Linked DNA regions of Homo sapiens: region 1 is linked to region 2. Evidence: chromatin contacts called from ENCODE Hi-C or POLR2A ChIA-PET data. All regions are on one chromosome and are shown on one strand. The core of a region is the stretch at or near the end of the contact, and the rest is flanking DNA. Distances in the headings are between cores, read along the strand shown.

What was found. Hi-C counts contacts between places; a loop is a spot of excess contacts on that map. ChIA-PET counts read pairs that join two places held with the same protein, here RNA polymerase II (POLR2A). Pooled maps may share reads with other maps.
Region 1: a loop to region 2 is called in a map of CD4-positive, alpha-beta T cell, with 10 times the contacts of the local background. The contact joins two enhancer-like sites. A Hi-C loop is called at or near these places in 4 of 168 maps with a recorded cell type or tissue (CD4-positive, alpha-beta T cell, CD8-positive, alpha-beta T cell, GM13976 and 1 more) and 7 of 50 pooled maps. POLR2A ChIA-PET finds 5 or more read pairs at or near these places in 8 of 52 experiments (GM12878, H1, OCI-LY7 and 5 more).

What each region holds. Positions count from the first base shown.
Region 1 is chr15:58,409,023-58,413,352 of GRCh38, reverse strand. No RefSeq gene overlaps it. Among named protein-coding and RNA genes, the nearest start is that of LIPC, 21 kb to the left of the region's middle. RefSeq lists a silencer at 2,589-2,883. Within about 2 kb of position 2,897, at least 4 of the 41 ENCODE cell types and tissues checked have a DNase peak (open chromatin) inside an H3K27ac peak, as active enhancers do; they include CD8-positive, alpha-beta T cell and GM12878, where a contact is called at or near this core.
Region 2 is chr15:58,471,060-58,476,135 of GRCh38, reverse strand. The region is part of intron 1 of LIPC (lipase C, hepatic type); the gene reads right to left. The region is part of intron 2 of LIPC-AS1 (LIPC antisense RNA 1); the gene reads left to right. Among named protein-coding and RNA genes, the nearest start is that of LIPC-AS1, 25 kb to the left of the region's middle. Within about 2 kb of position 2,220, at least 10 of the 41 ENCODE cell types and tissues checked have a DNase peak (open chromatin) inside an H3K27ac peak, as active enhancers do; they include CD8-positive, alpha-beta T cell and GM12878, where a contact is called at or near this core.

The DNA of each region.
Region 1 (4,330 bases), core at 1,648-4,147, 63 kb after region 2:
TGGAGACCCCTGTTCTACTTGAACTTGTAGTTTAGGAAAGTTTTTGTGGTTGTTAGACATTGATACCCATTAATTTGTTGCTGCTGTAATTTTTTATTAATATTTTAATATAATTTTAAACTTACAGAAATGTTAAAAGACTAGTATGAACTCCTATACACCCTTTACCTAGGTGCACTGTTGGTTTGTATTTTTCCCTAGTTATCATTCACTCTGTCTTTATGGATATGTGAATGTTTTTCTGAACAATTTGAGAGTAAGCTGCATACATACATATATATCTAAATACTTCAATATATATTTCTGGACACAAATATTTTCTTTTATAAAATTCAAGAAATTTAACAGTAAAATCAGGAAATTTCATGATACCATATGATTAATCCCACCATCCACATTCAAATTGTCAGTTATCCCAATATTGTGTTTTTTAATATATATAAAACATATATTAAAAACATATATATAAAACATATATAAATATAAAATATATGTGTGTTTTATATATGTGTGTGCGTATACGTGTATATATGTAGAAAGACAGAAATTGAGGGTATTTTAGAATTTACAATGACAGACAAGAAACTGAGATGGCTGTATGCCTACCGCAACCACCATCTGTAGGCCACCCAAGAGTAAATATTTATTTTCTTCTTGTACTCTGTTTTTCAGAAGTTCATGTTTATTTTCAAATTTACTATTTTTTATTATTCACATACTATATATTCATAGTAGAAAAGATAAAGCAATATAACAAAAATTGGCAGAAATATCAGTGCACAGAGATAACCACTGTTAGTATTTAGATGAATATTTTATAGACTTTTGCTTTCAATCGACAAAAACTCTAGATACTTTTTCTAGTTAAATATGAGTACATTAAAAATGGAGTTATATTGTACGGCTTACGGTTTTAACTCTCTTTTAAGTCTTAGTTTATTTGACATACTTATAGGTAATCTTCATAACAACTTTGCAAGGTAGAGCCTCATTTTTAGATGAGGAATCCAAGGTTCAGAGAGGTTCAGTAAACTGCCCAGGTCACACTGCAGTAAGGAATGTAGTTTATAATCTAAACCCCGAACTGTTTGCTGCAAAGGCTCTTGGTTAGATTATTCTTTTGCCCAAGGCTCCTTTCATTGCTTTTACTTATTCACATTTAGCTTTATTGCATGTGGTGAGAAAATATGTATATTTTTTCCTCTTGATTCAATTTTTAGGGCCTTATTTGAGAGTTAGTATATATGTACCAATGCCCCCATATGGAAAAAAATGTGTAATCTATGTTGGTATTGAGTTCAGTGTATGTCTATTGGTTCTAACTTATCAATTGTATAACATAACCTCTATTGTCTATTTTTGTCACGTCTTCAATGTCTTCTAAATTTTTGTCTATTTAAATTTGTCTTTATTTTTTACTCTTGTCTATTTTTTTCTTAGCCTTGAAATGAATTAAACTCTCCCTTTACAATTGCTTGTTTTTTATTCTATTTCTCTTTGCATTTCTGACTTTAGTAACCTCTGTCTTCACAGTTGATTTTCTATTTTTTATCATAATCAGGAGCTTCTTTGTATCCTCTCCCTGTGTTTTTGGCTTCAAAATCTCTTTTATATGCTATCAACTTTACCAACTATTTTCTTTTTGTCGTATGAGTTTCCTCATTAAACCTTTTTATTTTAGCATTTCTGCATTTTTTGGGTAACAGATTCCTATTTTTAAGCAACATACGTATTGTTGGGTCTTATGTTTTAATCCAATATGAGAATTTGTCTTTTTAGAAATCAATGGCCTAAGGCCGGGCGCGGTGGCTCACGCCTGTAATCCCAGCACTTTGGGAGGCCGAGGTGGGCGGATCACAATGTCAGGAGATCAAGACCATCCTGGCTAACACGATAAAACCCCGTCTCTACTAAAAATACAAAAAATTAGCCGGGCCTGGTGGCGGGTGCCTGTAGTCCCAGCTACTCGGGAGGCTGAGGCAGGAGAATGGCGTGAACCCGGGAGGTGGAGCTGTGGCAGTGAGCCGAGATGTTGCCACTGCACTCCAGCCTGGGTGACAGAGTGAGACTCCGTCTCAAAAAAAAAAAAAAAGAAATCAATGGCCTAAATATATAAAGTTCTTTGGGGAGAAGCTAGTGTATTGATATGAGATGGGCTCCCAGCTACTAGCTGTGGACTTTCTACAAGTTCCTTAAATACCCTGTGAGGAAGCTACTTACAGGCGTCTTTATCTGTAAAATAATGTTAATAAGCACACCAACGTGATAGAGTTGCTTCGAAGATTAAATGAGATCAAGAGCAATCAGAAATAGAAGCATATTAAAGCATATTAAACTGATTATTTGTAAAATGCAATTGTCAATATTTGCTATGATAGACATTATGTCTGGAAATACCATCCAAAGCAAGTTTCTTGGCAGTTAGAAAGCAAGTTGGTTAAACGATGATCTATGCTCAAAATGGGGATAATCAGTTCTATACTTTTCTCCAACCATATTTTAAATTTTTCTTTGAGATAATGGGAATAACTTACAAGAAAAACTGCTGAGAAGCAGTGGTCCAAAGCCTTTTTAGAAGCTCTCAGGGTTCAGTTCAAGTTGTCCATCTCCATTTCTGGCTGCACCTGGAGCTTCACAGCTTGACTTAAATTCGGCCATGTCAGGAATCACTCACTGCCTTGCTTTCCATTTAGTTAATTAAGTGCTTAGGTTTACAAATAAGTTATTTGCTCTCATGACGGGTATGGAAGCTGCAGGCTTTGCTGTGCCTTGGCAATTCTCATCAGGCGTGGAAAAACTGAAACTAAGAAAAACCAACCAAGCGATGATAGATTTTCCACTTCCTGGATTGTGTGACTTGCTCATCCAATGAAAGGCAATGAGGGTGGGGTGGGGGGCAACCAGAGATGAGGACTGATTCTCAGCTTGTTGTTCTCCTCAGCAGTCCTCCAGCCCCTGTACAGCTGGAACCTCTGCATCAGTGAAAGCTGCTAGGAATTCAAAGTGCGTTCACATTCACTTCTGCTCCTCAGGATCAGAGGCAGTGAGGAAAGCTAAAAAAAAGTCTGAGGTTTAAATTGGAACCCATTTTTAACTTTTCAAATGTTCTTGGTATTTTAAGATCCAGAAAACCTTAAATCAGACAATTCTATATTACCAAACTGAAGAATAGTCTATAATATCATAATCTGATATGCTCCAGACTGACCTGATTTATTTTTACTTGTATGAACTTCAAATCTGATGGCTTTTATTTGATCCCTCAGAGGATGCTGTAGGTCCATTTCCCATCTGATGCAATAGAGGTGTCTTTTTTTTTTTTTTTTTTTTAAACTTCTCTGATAATAATCATCATCTGGTGTCTTGTTACACAAATGTTTCTAAGTTCCTCCCTAGAGATTCTGCTTCAGTGGGTCTGGGATGGGGCCTCAGATTTGTGGTCTCTTTTTCTGTTTGTTTGTTTGTTTTTTTGAGACAGAGTCTCACTCTGTCATCCAGGCTGGAGTGCAGTGGCGCGATCTTGGCTTACTGCAACCTCCACCTCCTAGGTTCAAGTGATTTTCCTGCCTCAGCCTCCTGCTTAGCTGGGACTACAGACACACACCACCACACCCGGCTAATTTTTGTATTTTTAGTAGAGACGGTGTTCTACCATGTTGGCCAGGCTGGCCTCAAACTCCTCATCTCAAGTGATCCACCCACCTCGGCCTCCCAAAGTGCTGAGATTACAGGCATGAGCCATCGTGCCCAGCCGGATTTGTGTTCTTAACATTAGCTTGGGCAACAGTGGAGTAGACTGAGGGGATAGATTCTACTTTTACAATTAGAAAGCCTTGGGCTCAAGTCCTGGGTCTTTCACTTGCTCGTTATGTGGTCTTGCACAAATTACTTAATCTTCCTCAATCTCATCTGAAAAACAACTGGAGATAAAAATATCTAAAAGTGTTGTCAAGAGGATTAAAATAACTAACACCCTTGATAGCATCCACTTTTCTCAGTATTGCTAAATCATTTCTACCCAGGTTAATTTGAAGATTATCTGTGAATTTATTTAGCATGCAGGCATAATGTTTTTTACTTATTTTCCTTGTTTATTTGGTGTATATTTGTGAAGCTTTTGCTGTGTGCCAGACACTGCGATTTTTAGAACACACTGAGCACTCCCTGATGGTATCACCTGCTCACATGGTCCATCTCAGGTTGTGTTTTCGTTTTTGTTTTTTGAGACAGAGTCTTGCTCTGTCTCCCAGGCTAGTGTGCAGTGGTGCGATCTTGGCTCACTGCAACCTCCACCTCCCAGGTTCAAGCAGTTCTCCTGCCTCAGGCTCCC
Region 2 (5,076 bases), core at 971-3,470:
GCCAAGACTCAGTATCTTTTTCTGTAAAATGGGGACAAACAGGACTGCTCTCTTCCTAAGGTTGTCATGAAGAGTGAGACAATGTATGGACTGTGCTTGGCACGCTGCCTGGTGTAAGAACCATCCCGTAAATGATCTGTCACTTTTCTTGCTAACGTGTGTTCAGTGCTTATACTGTGTCAGGCACTGTGCTACCTGCTTTCCATTAATTAACTCAGTCCTTTCTAATGACAGAATCTAGAGCTTCACGTAGTTCCTGGCACATAGGAAATGCTCAGAGTGGTGCTTATTGTTAATGGAATGTCCTGCATAGTTAAGTCTGCCCAAGTCTGGACCCTGCCCTGAGCTGCTGCTTCCATGGGGACTAATTGCCATGACTTGGCTCATGTAATCTCTCAGTGGCTCCCTTTGTTGCAAATCCATTCATTGCACAAGGCCTGGCTCAGGAAGCCACTTATTCACGGTTTAGTGGTTTGCTGGTAGAGACAGATGTGTGAGCCAATGGTTGCAATGCAGTGCTCCAGGAGTGCCTGAGCACAGGGGTAAGTGGTGGGGTGGCTGTGGGGAACCAGAGGGGACAGTCACCTTTGTTTCTGGGGGGTGGTTCAGGGAAGATCTGATGGAGAGAAGGTAATAGTTGAGTTGGGTGTTGAAAGAACGGGAGTGTGTTGGGCAGAGGCAGGGAAAAGGTATATTCAGGACACTGCAGGACACTGGAGATGGTCAAGAGGCAGATGGTGAAGGGCCTGGGTGGCCGGGCTGTCTGCCTTTTCTATGGAGGCCACAGAATCTTTTGACAGATCTTGAGCAGGGAAGAAACATGATTACCTTTGCCTCTTAGAAGGATCACCTGGATTATGGTGTGGAAGATGGAGGGGAGAGGGCAGCCAGCTTCAAGCCTGTTGTTGTGGGAGCACAGGCCAGACACTGAAGAGGGCAGTGGCAATGGAGGGGAGCCAGGGGACACATTTGAGAGACAGACAGGAGAAAAAGCCAGCTGGACTTCCTGACCACATGAGGTGGGGGAAGGAGAGAGAAGCCCACAGTAACTTCCCCTGTGGGAAATTCTGACTTGGGGAAGGCCTCTCAGGGTGAGGGCTGAGAAGGGGCCACCACAGGTGGCATTTGAGAACTCATTGGTTTCCTTAGAAAATAGGTGGAGGGATGGTAGCTGGAGATGTGTCCTCTCCTTTGGTCACTGGACAGAGGCCCAGAATCCACGAGGACCTAGCAGCAGTTGCTCTCTGGGATGGGGCAGGTCAGGAGGCTCATTGGCTAGTTGTACTTGCCTCCATGCAGGAGTAGCTTTGAGAAGCCAGGGGCAGCTGGGAGGGCCATGAGTGGAGGAGAATTGCATGCTGAGAGGAGAGCTGAGGTCTCTGAGGATGCTCACCCTGGGCAGAGAGGCCAGGGAACGACCTCGAAGGTTGTCACCCTCAGGGATCCTGCGTACCTCCACGCAGGGATGCTCACTGTGTTCCCCAAGGTCAAACTGATTTGGGCTCAACGTAGGGGAGACCTTGTTTCCTCCTCTACAAAATGCTGATAAATTACCTACATCAAAGATGGTGGAGGGTGGAATGTGAAATTCGTGAAAAGCCTCTTTTTTTTTTTTTTTTTTTCCTGAGACAGGGTCTAGCTCTGTTGCCTAGGTTTGAGTGCAGTGGTGCAATCATGGCTCACTGCAGCCTTGACCTTCTGATCCTCTTGCCTCAGCCTCCCAAGTAAGTAAGTGGGACCACAGGTGGGACCATCAAGCCCAGCTAAATTTTGTATTTTTTTGTGGAGATGGGGTCTCTTTATATTGCCCGGCTGGTCTCAAACTTCTGGGCTCAAGTGAATCACCCTGCTTGGGCCCCCAAAGTGTTGGGATTACAGGCATGAGCCACAGTGGCCCACGTAAAGCCTTTTTACTGCCCCCAGCAGAGAGGATGCACTTCCCAGGGGTGAGATGCCCCTGAAGAAACCGTCCCCTCTTCCCCCACCAAAGGGCCTAGTCCCCTGGAGATTTCAGCAAAGGAGGGTTGGTTGCTTGATGATTGATGTAGAAGGGCTTTGGACCAAGTAACTTAGATGTTACTTTCTCACAGTACGTCTTTGCTGAGTGGGCACATGTACCTGATGTGGCTGCAATGTGTTTTGGCTGAAAATGAGTCATTAATAAAAAAGGTGGGGAGTTTCCTTACCTGGTTTGCTTCAACACAAGATAAGGAATGCAAAACAGCTATAGTCTGGCAGGAAAACTGGACTGAGTGGACTAGCTTGGGGATCGTCAAGACTCTTGATCTTATTGGAGGCAGCTTGGTACATTGCAATGAGGGGGAGATTTGGGATCAGGGAACCTGGGATGGAGCCATGTCTTTCTCCCTTCCCAGCTGTGTAACCTTGGACAAGTCACTTAACCTCCAAGACTCACTTTCCTCCTTCATCAAGTGCTGTGTGAAGAATGCAGGAGAGTGATTTAAGCAAAGCCCCCTAACTGCCTGGCGTCTAGTAAGTACACAGGTAATTTTAGCCAAATCTATAGCTGAACCAGCCGATGCCAGAAAGATATTAACTGGAGCAGTTTTTTCTCCTCCTACCTCCCTGCTGCGTCTTCCTATGCTGTCCCCAGACATTTCCCCTGGAGTTGTGTCTGTGGGTTGTCATTTTGTCTGCTTGCCTTTCATCCTCCAAACGTCTTGTTAATCGCACAGGAAGTGGGTGGGTAATGGGCTTCTCTGTTGTTCCACTGGCCTCCCATTGAGTCTTACAGTTTTGCTTTCCTCACCACGAGGGCTTCTCACACCCTCTAATGACTGTTTTCCTTTCGGAAATGGCATATTTTTAGACAAAAAGCATTTCCTGGGGCTCATCACTGATTCCCTGGCAGATCTCTGACTTCTCAGCAATTTTCCCTGCTTCTCTCTGGTCACATAAAACCCACCCTGGCAGCATAAACATAGGAAATGCAGGAAACACAGGCCCCCAGCAGCCTTCACTACTCTGAGCCAATACCCAGTGCTGATCCTTGGTTGAGGCATGAGGTCCCAGCTGCTGGGACTGCAGAGGCTGTTGCTTCTGGCTGCCGTCCTCCCCCTCCCCAGCTGTCCAGGCGTCCAGCTCCCCTCTGCCAGTGCTAGAGGGTAGGGTGGTAGTGTTTTCAAAGTTAACAAAACCATGCCCCTTTCTGAGTGAAACCCAAGTTCAGATGATTCCCTTCCCCTCTTAGTAACAGCCGTAGTCAGACACACCTGGGTTTGAGTCATGGCTTAGCCCTTGGCTAGCTTGAATGCTCTAAGCCTCAGTTTCTTGGTAAAATGGGGGCAATACTAGCAAACCTCATAAGGCCGTTGTGAAGACAACATGGAATACAGTGGGTGAGTACAATGCTTAGCCCCATGCCTGGCACTTACTTGCCTTTATTTTTTCTGATCTAAATTATTACAATGATTTAATTATAATTTTAAATTTATACAATTTGTTTTATAATTCTTTAAATATAATTATATCTATTTTCCCTCTCCCACAGGCTGTGAGCCCCTTGAGGGAAGGGGCAAGATTTTTTTTTTTTTTTTTTGAGACAAGAGTCTCACTCTCTTGCCCAGGCTGGAGTGCAGTGACAGGATCTTGGCTCACTGCAACCTCCATCTCCCAGGATCAAGTGATTCGCATGCCTCAGCTTCCTGAGTAGTTGGGATTACAGGCGCATGCTACCACACTTGGCTAACTTTTGTATGTTTTGGTAGAGACAGGGTTTCACCATGTTGGTCAGGCTGGTCTTGAACACCTGGCCTCATGTGATTCACCTCCCTCGGCCTCCCAAAGTGCCGGGGTTACAGATGTAATCCTGCTAAGATTTCTTTTTTTTTTTTTTTTTTTTTTTGAGACCAAATGTCACTCTGTTGCCCAGGGTGGAGTGCAATGGTGCAATCTTTGCTCATTGCAACCTCTGCCTCCCAGGTTCAAGTGATTGTCCTGCTTCAGCCTCCCGAGTAGCTGGGATTACAGGCACGTGCCACCATGCCTGGCTAATTTTTTGTATTTTTCGTAGAGATGGGGTTTCACGATGTTGATCAGGCTGGTCTTGAACTCCTGACCTCAGGTGATCCACCCACCTTGGCCTCCCAAAGTGCTGGGATTACAGGCATGAGCCACCACACTTGGCCTGATCTAAGTACCCAGTAAATGTGTAAGGGGCTGAGAAGGGTGAGCTAATGCCTTTATGGCCCCAAAGAGCTATGTCCCCTGCCCTCAGGGAGCTTCACTGGGGAGCCCAAGGGTCATTGAGAGGGGTGGGAAAGGGCACGTGGCTGGACTGGTAGGGCAGTAAGGGCAGTTGTGATTGGGTGAGGAGGGTGGAGGAACTCCAGGTGCCTGCCCTTTCTAAGCCTCTCTACATAATAAATATTGAATAGTCATGCATTTCTATTTGGCTCAATTCATTCATTTGGTTGATTCAGAGTTTTGGAGCACTGACTCCAGAAGTTTCTTTTAGGCAAATCTCCATTCACTATTCAGCTCACCCCTAGATTACTGCAGTGTATGGCACTCAGACTGCCTCTTGCTGCTGCCATGACCATGACAGATAAGGCTAATGGATTACAGCATTCTGTCACCCTTAGCCTGATGTAATCTTAGAGTTCTTCTGCATAAAGCAGCCATTCCTGATGGAATAGAATCCTCACTTGTGTTTAAAGCTACTTATCAGCTGGGTGTGATGGCTCACACCTGTAACCCCAGCACTTTGGGAGGCCAAGGCTGGTGGATCATTTGAGGTCAAGAGTTCGAGACCAGCTTGGCCAACATGGTGAGACCACCCCCCCCCATCTCTACTAAAAATACAAAAAAAATTAGCTAGGCATGGTGGCGAGTGCCTGTAATCCCAGCTACTCGGGAGGCTGAGGTAGGAGAATCGCTTGAATCTGGGAGGTAGAGGTTGCAGTGAACCGAGATGACACCACTGTATTCCAGCCTGGGTGACAGAGTGAGACCGCATCTCAAAAAAAAAAAAAAAAAAAAGAGAAAAGAAAAAAAAAATCCTACTTACCATCTCTGGCCTAGACCTTAGGTCATTGGGTATGTCCTGAGGCCTCC